Regions from separate parts of the Homo sapiens genome. Here regions 1 and 2 are each linked to region 3. The links are chromatin contacts, found by Hi-C or POLR2A ChIA-PET in ENCODE. All regions are on one chromosome and are shown on one strand. Each heading gives the region's core, a stretch centred on a gene start or an enhancer-like site at or near the end of the contact. The rest is flanking DNA. Distances are from core to core; before and after follow the strand shown.

The links. Hi-C counts contacts between places; a loop is a spot of excess contacts on that map. ChIA-PET counts read pairs that join two places held with the same protein, here RNA polymerase II (POLR2A). Pooled maps may share reads with other maps.
Region 1: a loop to region 3 is called in a map with no recorded cell type, with 9 times the contacts of the local background. The contact joins the promoter of WDR11 here to the promoter of SEC23IP in region 3. A Hi-C loop is called at or near these places in 3 of 37 single-sample maps with no recorded cell type and 11 of 50 pooled maps. POLR2A ChIA-PET finds 5 or more read pairs at or near these places in 2 of 52 experiments (GM12878 and activated T-cell).
Region 2: a map of dorsolateral prefrontal cortex shows a loop between it and region 3 (13-fold over the local background). The contact joins the promoter of GRK5 here to the promoter of SEC23IP in region 3. A Hi-C loop is called at or near these places in 2 of 168 maps with a recorded cell type or tissue (both dorsolateral prefrontal cortex), 1 of 37 single-sample maps with no recorded cell type and 11 of 50 pooled maps.

What each region holds. Positions count from the first base shown.
Region 1 is chr10:120,849,976-120,852,679 of GRCh38, forward strand. It overlaps WDR11 (WD repeat domain 11), which reads left to right and starts at 1,387. Exons shown (of 29, transcript NM_018117.12): 1 at 1,387-1,531; 2 at 2,549-2,660. The coding sequence starts at 1,446. WDR11-DT (WDR11 divergent transcript) reads right to left here and starts at 1,204. Exons shown (of 3, transcript NR_033850.1): 1 at 719-1,204. RefSeq lists enhancers at 1,029-1,573, 1,052-1,171, 1,332-1,801, 1,574-2,117, 1,812-1,871.
Region 2 is chr10:119,206,185-119,208,884 of GRCh38, forward strand. GRK5 (G protein-coupled receptor kinase 5) reads left to right here and starts at 1,387. Exons shown (of 16, transcript NM_005308.3): 1 at 1,387-1,785. The coding sequence starts at 1,734. GRK5-IT1 (GRK5 intronic transcript 1) reads left to right here and starts at 2,237. Exons shown (of 2, transcript NR_186528.1): 1 at 2,237-2,466. RefSeq lists enhancers at 84-133, 154-263 and silencers at 604-1,433, 1,644-1,713, 1,764-1,813.
Region 3 is chr10:119,891,396-119,894,095 of GRCh38, forward strand. SEC23IP (SEC23 interacting protein) reads left to right here and starts at 1,335. Exons shown (of 19, transcript NM_007190.4): 1 at 1,335-1,550. The coding sequence starts at 1,388. RefSeq lists enhancers at 50-561, 562-1,072, 1,073-1,583.

The sequences.
Region 1 (2,704 bases), core at 137-2,636, 960 kb after region 3:
CACTGTAGGTTCCCACGCCACCCCTAATCCCACTTGAAGCAGCCCTGAGAAACATCACCCATTCTCTCTCCATACCACCCCCCAAAAATTTTCGCCGCCTCAACACTTCAACACTATTTTGTTTTGTCTTATTAATATAAGAAGGCAGGAATGTCACGCCTCTGAGCCCAGGCCAGGCCATCGCATCCCGTGACTTGCATGTATACATCCAGATGGCCTAAAGTAACTGAAGATCCACAAAAGAAGTACAAACAGCCTTAACTGATGACATTCAACCACTGTGATTTGTTCCTGCCCCACCCTAACTGATCAATGTACTTTGTAATCTCCCCCACCCTTAAGAAGGTTCTTTGTAATTCTCCCCACCCTTGAGAATGTACTTTGTGAGATCCACCCCTGCCCACCAGAGAACAACCCCCTTTGACTAATTTTCCATTACCTTCCCAAATCCTATAAAACAGCCCCACCCCTATCTCCCTTCGCTGACTCTTTTCGGACTTAGCCCACCTGCACCCATGTGAAATAAACAGCTTTATTGCTCACATAAAGCCTGTTTGGTGGTCTCTTCACACGGACGCGCATGAAACTAACAATGTATTGGGGAGAGAAACACACATCTGCAAATATCATTGCTGAAAAGAAATCATTGCATTAAGTGCTATAGTTAAAGCGTATAAACCCAACACTGAACACAAAGGAGGGAAGGACTGGGTCTGACCTGGAGAGCAGCAGAGGAGAAAGTGCGAAATGAAAGGTACCCAGCAACAGACAAAGGGTCACACTTGGCCCCAGACATAGTGCTTCTTCCTCAAGTGCGAAGGGAGTATTGCAAACACCAGATATGCAGTGTTATCTGTATTTGGAAATTGTTTATATTCAGGCCATTCACTTCATTCAGTCTGGCAATTTCATTCAATTAATCTCATTCATTTCTTAATTAATCTCATTCATTATTCTCTGTAAACTCCACGAGAGCGGAGACTTTGTGTCTTCTTCATCGGTAGATCCCCCATGCCTACTGGCACTAGTAGTTGCCCTAAATTCACTTATCAAAGGCAGCAAGAATAACTGGGACTCTTCTCTCTTGCTTTTCACGATTTCCAGCAGGGCACAAAGGCCTACAGTCCCCACCTGAAAAAAACAGACTTGACTGGAGGCAGCGCCTCTTCTTCCAAATACAGCCCCAGCTGACGCAGATTAGCACAACCGCCTAAGCGGCGGAACTCTGGAGAGTGCGGAACCTAGGATCCTAGGAAACTGAAGGCAACGGAACCTGGGGGCGATGGAATCCGGGAGCGGTGGAACCCGGAGCCTGTAGAACTTGAATCTAGAGGAACCTGACAGCGGCGCCGAGGGGGCCACCCGGACTCTGTTTGGAACGGAAGCACAGTGTCCGCCGCTTCCTGGTTGCGGGTCAGCGCCCAGGTCCTGGGCTGGCCGCCGGGATGTTGCCCTACACAGTGAACTTCAAGGTGTCGGCGCGCACCCTCACGGGGGCCCTCAACGCCCACAACAAGGCGGCGGTGGACTGGTGAGGACGCCGAGCTTCCAGGTCGCCAGGATCGGCCAGGAATGTGTGAGGGGGAAGGGGGAAGGACAAGAGGTTTCACCCCCTGGTTAGTTTGGCCTCGCTAAGGCAGGGAGCCGCCCTCACGCAATGAGCTTGCTTTCAGTTGGTGGATTTTTGTTGTTACAAAAGTGATAATAGCCCCGTGTGGGAAATTCCCCCATGCAAATACATTTCCCCTCTTTCTCGCGTATTTCTCTGCTGTTTTCTCTGCACCTCGCCCTTTTGCCGTTCCATTCCTCTCTCTTTTCCTCTCCTCCAGCTTCCAGGCTTCTCTCTCTCCACCATTAATTCCCTGTGCACTTTCTCTTTCCCATCCTGTCTTTTCTTTTTCGTTGTCTTGTATTCCTGTTGTCTTTCAACAATGTGCCAGACCCTGTGCTAGGCGCCTGTTCTTTCACCTGTCCTTTTCACCTCTTTTCGGGCTCCTCCTGTGTAGAACATTCCTGCCTTCAACAGGTCGTCTTTATTACTCTCTCCTTTCACTATAAATTACTACTGCAGCTCTGAAAACTACTCATTAGACAAATGTAAAGCAAAATTCTGTGGCTGTGGGATGTTGTTAGGAGGACTGAAACGTCTTGTGCAGTGTTTGTCGTTTTATTTAGTTGGAAGGACTAGGATTAGTCGCAGTATCCCCAGGCACATTGTGGATACTAAGGATTAGAAATCGGATAAGCGAAAGACGTATGCCTACAAGAACAGTCAGAGGGCACAAGTTCCTTTTTATGTCCTCGGGTCTCTATTTTCATATCTTTTAGAACTTTTTTTATCCGAATGAAAAGTGAATTTCAACAAGCATTTTAAGCTTAGCCAGATCTTTTATTTAAGTGGGATAATGATAAATACTGGCCTTTGGGTTTAAATGATTTTATTAATGGTGGTACATATGAATTAGACTTATCATTTATTTAGGCTTGGCAAGAAAGAAGTCGTCCTGCTTTGTTCTGTACTTAAACTTTAACATTACTGTTTTGCTAGGGGCTGGCAAGGTTTAATTGCTTATGGATGTCATTCACTTGTGGTAGTGATTGATTCCATTACTGCCCAAACTCTTCAAGTTTTAGAAAAGCATAAAGCTGATGTTGTAAAGGTAAGTAAAATCCCACTTTGACGCTAACATGTTGTCTAGTCTAA
Region 2 (2,700 bases), core at 137-2,636, 690 kb before region 3:
AATCTTGGGTTGTTACAATCAGTGACCAGACCAGTTTCCAAGGCCTGGAAGGTTTATTGATTTCTTTATATTCTCCAATGCATAATAACTGTTCTCTGTTTCTCTCGGCACCTCCCTGCGACTTCCTGGCAGCCCTGGGGACAGAGGGTTTCCTCCTTCTGGACAGAGAAGGCCCAGAGTCGGCTTCTGAACGGATATCCGGCCCGCAGGATGCAGAGGAGGCAAAGGCCTCATTGTTCTTTGGGGCCTGCCTGCCCCGCCCCCAGCTGTAGGACACTCGTGGCAGATCCCGGGTGACCGAAGACAGCCCATTTCCAGGAGTGGGGCCTTCGGAGCGGAGGGAGCAAGGAAACGGGGCTGAGCACAGACCTGGAGTCTGATGTTCTGAGCATAACACTGGAAGGAGCTAAGAGCCCCAAAATAAATAAGACCGGAATTTAAAAACGTTAATCCCACGCCGGCTTGGCGCTGGCCTGGCTGTTACTCATTAACGCTCCCCACGGCGGAGACTCCGGCGACTCCGTCTGCGTTTTTATTACTTAATCTGGCTGGGTTTGGCTGCAGGGAGGCTCGTGGATTTGCTGGCCGGGTGTGCTGGAAGGCAGTTTATTCACAGAATAAGCAGCTTCCCACGCTGGACCCTGAGCCCCAGGCGCCGTCCGCGTAGACCCCGCGCCGCGCACCGCGGCCGGCGGGGGGCGCTCGGGTCGCACCGAGAGCAGCGCGGGCAGCCAGCGCCGGGTCGCAGCCGACCCGCAGAGCCCTTCGCGCCCTCCGAGGAAACAAAGTGCATCTTTGTCCGCGGCCCGAGGCGCCGCGTGGGAGACGCTGGGCAGGGGCCAGGCCGGGCCGGCCGCCGCCGCGTGCGGGGACCCTGGGCGCGCGTCACTGACCCGGGACTCAGACCCTCGCGGGCCTGGCGCGGACCGGAGGAAGCGGGCTGTGGCGCGCGGCCGAGCTGGCAGCCCTCCCACTCCGAGCACGGCTCGGGACCCGCACTGGCTCCTGCCGGGCCGCGGCGCTTCACGCGCCGTCACCGGGGCCCGTGCACTCCGCTTTCCGGGCTGGCGACGGGGCGGGAAGGGGGCAAGCGGGAGCCTGCGGGGGGGTGCTGGGGACTTCGGCTTGGCTGGGCCGCCTTTGAGTCGCCTGTCGGCCGGGCGGTGCCCGCCTTCGCTTTCGGTGCCGTCCCGGGGCGGGTCCTCGCTCCGACAGCCGCGCGCCAGCCCAGCTCAGCCCCGGCGCCGCGCGGCCGGGAGGACTCCAGCTCCCAGCAGGCCCCGCGCCGCGAGCACCGAGGCAGGAGGCGCGCCTGGGCCGGCGCTTGCGCAGTGCGGCCGCCCGAGCCTGCTAGTACCACACCCCCGGGAGGGACTGAGGGGAGGCAGAAGCATCCGAGGCATTAAAGCATCCGAGGGAGCCGGAGGGGAGGAGAATGGAGTGACAGAGACACGCGGAGGGTGGGGGGTGGGGGGGAGCGTGTTGAGGGAGGGGGGAGGGGGGACACAGAGGGAGGAAGAAGCGGCGGCGGCGGCGGCGGCGGCGGCGGCTCCTCTTTGCAGAGGGGGAAACTCTTGGGCTGAGAGCAGGAATAATGCGGTAGGCAAGGCGGGCTGCTGGCTCCCCCGGCTCCGGCAGCAGCGGCGGCAGCCCGAGCAGCGGCAGCAGCAGCGGCAGCACCCCAGGCGCTGACAGCCCCGCCGGCCGGCTCCGTTGCTGACCGCCGACTGTCAATGGAGCTGGAAAACATCGTGGCCAACACGGTCTTGCTGAAAGCCAGGGAAGGTAAGAGGCAGGGCCGGTACGTGCCCGGCGCGTCCGCCGCGGGCCAGGGTGCGGGTGTCGGGTGGCGTGCGGGCTGGGGCTGCGCCCGTGCAGGATGCCCGCTGCCGGCGAGTGGGTCGCGAGCAGGACACTTCGGAGAGCGGCTCTGCAGACCCTTCAGGGTTCCTGCCTTGGGGCTCAGAGAATCTGGACTTGGGCTGAGAAGGTTGCAGGGATTTGGATGCTAACATATCTCCTAGTTTCCAGCGCTCGCCCTGCAGAGCGTGCCATCTCGGCAGCTGTTGAAAGGTCAGTTGGAAAAGCATTCATTCGGGGAGCGACGAGCAAACATGCACATAAAATAGCGTTTCAAGTCGGCCCGGGATGGTTCTGTGTGAACTGGTGTGTGTGTTCGAGGGGCGGGGGTGGAATGAGCAGAAGCCAAGTCTTTGCCTGCGCAGGCTGAGTTGATATAGACTATTGCTGGAAACCATCCGCTGGGATGTTTCTTAGGGAAATCCCGTCGTGTGGAAGGAAGCCTTTTAAAGGCAAAGTCAGATGTTGAGGAATTAGCCTTTTCATAGAATTATCAAAGGATGGCTGTACAGACCACCTAGAAAATAATTCAGTATTTCAGGTTTTTCTTTTCTGGGAGTGTGATAACTGAAATTGTTAGATTTTGGCTCAGTTAAGAAAAGAAAGGTAAGTGTGCTGGTGCTTTAGATACGTTTTCTATGCAAATCATTAGATTTCCTGCATTTAGCTGGCAGGAAATATTGTCTAAATGGAGTGTGTAAGATCCTGAGTCAAACCCTAAGAACGCATATTTTGACTCTTCCTTTTGATGAAAAACAGAAAAAAGGGGGGGGAGGCAGAAACTTGGGTGCTTCCTGAAATGATTGTGTTGTGTCCATGTAAACATATGTATTTAGGAAT
Region 3 (2,700 bases), core at 85-2,584:
TCCTTCAAAATCTCTAACTATGAAAGATGACAATTATGTCCAAGTTATCCACAGTACCTCCTGGATTGAAGTAAGTCAGCTTACTGTGGATATAGAAAGCTATCTAAAATGTCAGATCTCTAATTTCAATGCCCTGGTTTCTTTTTTTTTCTTTTTTTTTTTTTTAAGGAGACAGGGTCTCGCTGCACAGTGAGTGGCAAGATCAGGGTTAATTTGGCCTCAAGCAATATTCCCGCCTCAGCCTCCTGAGTAGCTGGCAATATAGGTGCTATGCCACCAAGCCCGGCTAATTTTTGTATTTTTAGTAGAGACGGGGTTTCACCATGTTGGCCAGGTTGGTCTCAACCTTCTGGGCTCAAGCTATCCTCCCGCTCTGCCTCACAAAGTGCTGGGATTGCAGGCCTGCGCCATGGCGTCTGGTTTGATTTCTCTTTTAAATATTTTTTTTGGCCAGGCGTGGTGGTTCATGCCTATAATCCCAGCAGTTTGGGAGGCCAAGGCGGGCAGATCACGAGGTCAGGAGATTGAGACCATCCTGGCCAACCCGGTGAAACCTCGTCTTTACTAAAAATACAAAAAATTAGCCAGGCGTGGTGGCGGACGCCTGTAGTCCCAGCTACTCGGAGGCTGAGGCAGGAGAATCGCTTGAACCCGGGAGGCGGAGATTGCAATGAGCCCAGACTGCACCGCTGCACTCCAGCCTGGGCGACACAGCAGACTTGTCTCAAAACAAAAAACAAAACCAACCAAAAAAACAAAAAACAAATGCAAAACAAAAAACAACAAAAATAAAACGAAATATTTTTTTCTCCCTATGGATTAAACACTTAAAAAATGTTTTACCACTTCTATTTCTGGGTCAACCACAATGTTCGGTTCCATCCAGAAAGACAAGTGGGTTTTGGAGAGGGTGTTTGGTTCCGCCTAGCATGCGAATTCCCATTCCCGCACAACGCTCTTCCTCCCTTCCTCCTTCCGGTAGCGTCCAGCAGGATTCCGCTGTTCCTCCAAAATCTTTGTCAGGAGAGCCATCCTGACGGTACCTTTAGGAAGCCCATAGATACCCGCCACAACCTGTGACTTTCAGGGTCAATTGCGTCTCAATTCGCACGTCTATCCAGAACCTGCGGGGACCACGTCCCCATCCTCCCGCCCGGCCTCCGCCTCCGAGGGTGTCACGTGCTAGACGCGGGCGTGAAGACAGTGTCGCCATGTTGATATCTGGCGTCGCCGTGTAGGGGAAGGGAGAGGGCGGCTGACTAGCTACCCGTAATTTCGGCTCCTGTGCGCAAGTGCGGAAGTGCGCTGGCCAGGAGCGTGATCGGTTTCCGGTCAGTGGTGTGGTACCGGGTACCCGGAGACGTGTATCGGACGGTGGGCCGCAGCCATGGCCGAGAGAAAACCTAACGGTGGCAGCGGCGGCGCCTCCACTTCCTCATCGGGCACTAACTTACTTTTCTCCTCCTCGGCCACGGAGTTCAGCTTCAATGTGCCCTTCATCCCAGTCACCCAGGCCTCCGCTTCTCCGGCCTCCCTGCTCTTACCGGGAGGTAATAAGGGGAGGGCGGCCCCGTGTGTGGTGGGAGGCGGGCGGGGGACGTGCAATGACAAAGGTCAGACGGGAGTTTTTCCTTCTGCCTCGAGCTACCCTCTGGATAGCTTGCCAGGATCATTACTGGCCAGGTTTGAGTGGGTCGGGGGCTTTGGGATCTTGGAGGTGGCAGGTGATGAGACTTGCTCTTCACGGAAACCCCCTGTTCCGAGTTGTCCAGAGTGCTGGACATTCATTCGTACCCTGGCATTCCGCAAATCTTTGCTGAATACCCGTTGTTGGTACGCCAGGTGCTGGCAGGAAATGCAAATAAATTAAACAGTGGCCCTCTCCTAGGGTACAGTAGTCTGTCTCCCACTAGGAGACTCCTAGGATACGGTAAGATACCTCCTAGGATGGACTGTGCCCCTCTCCTAGGATACGGTACACTGTCTCCTACTAGGAGATTGTTGTGATACAGTACAATATCTTCTAGGTTACAGTAAGATATCTTATAAGATGGACTGTGCCCCTCTTCTAGAAGCCTGTAATATTTGTGAAGTAGACATATACAATGCATTCCTTATCTTTTTTTTTTTTTTTTTTTTTTTGAGACGGAGTCTTGCTCTGTCGCCCAGGCTGGAATGCAGTGGCGCGATCTCGGCTCACTGCAGCCTCCACCTTCCAGGTTCAAGTGATTCTCCTGCCTCAGCCTCCCGAGTAGCTGGGACTACAGGCGTCTGCCACCATGCCTGGCTAATTTTTGTATTTGTAGTAGAGACAGGGTTCCACCATGTTGGCCAGGATGGTCTCAATCTCCTGACCTCAAGTGATCCGCCTGCCCTGGCCTCCCAAAGTGCTGGGATTACAGGTTTAACCCCCCACCCATTCCTCATCTTTCAAGACAATACATCACTTCTTCCAAGAAGCTGTTTCTTGTTCTCTTAGGCCCCCACTCCTATGTGCACTCCTAGCTCTTTTTTCATATTTGTATTATTGTCCAGGGAGATTGCTTTTTGATGATTATGTAGCATTGCCCAGAGCATAGTGTTTAAGAGCACAGACTGTCTGTATTCCAGTCCTTGCCCTGCCAGTAACTTGCTGTGTGACTGTAGGCATTTTACTTTACCTCTCTGTGCTTCAGTTTCTATGTATGTGTAGCCTCACAG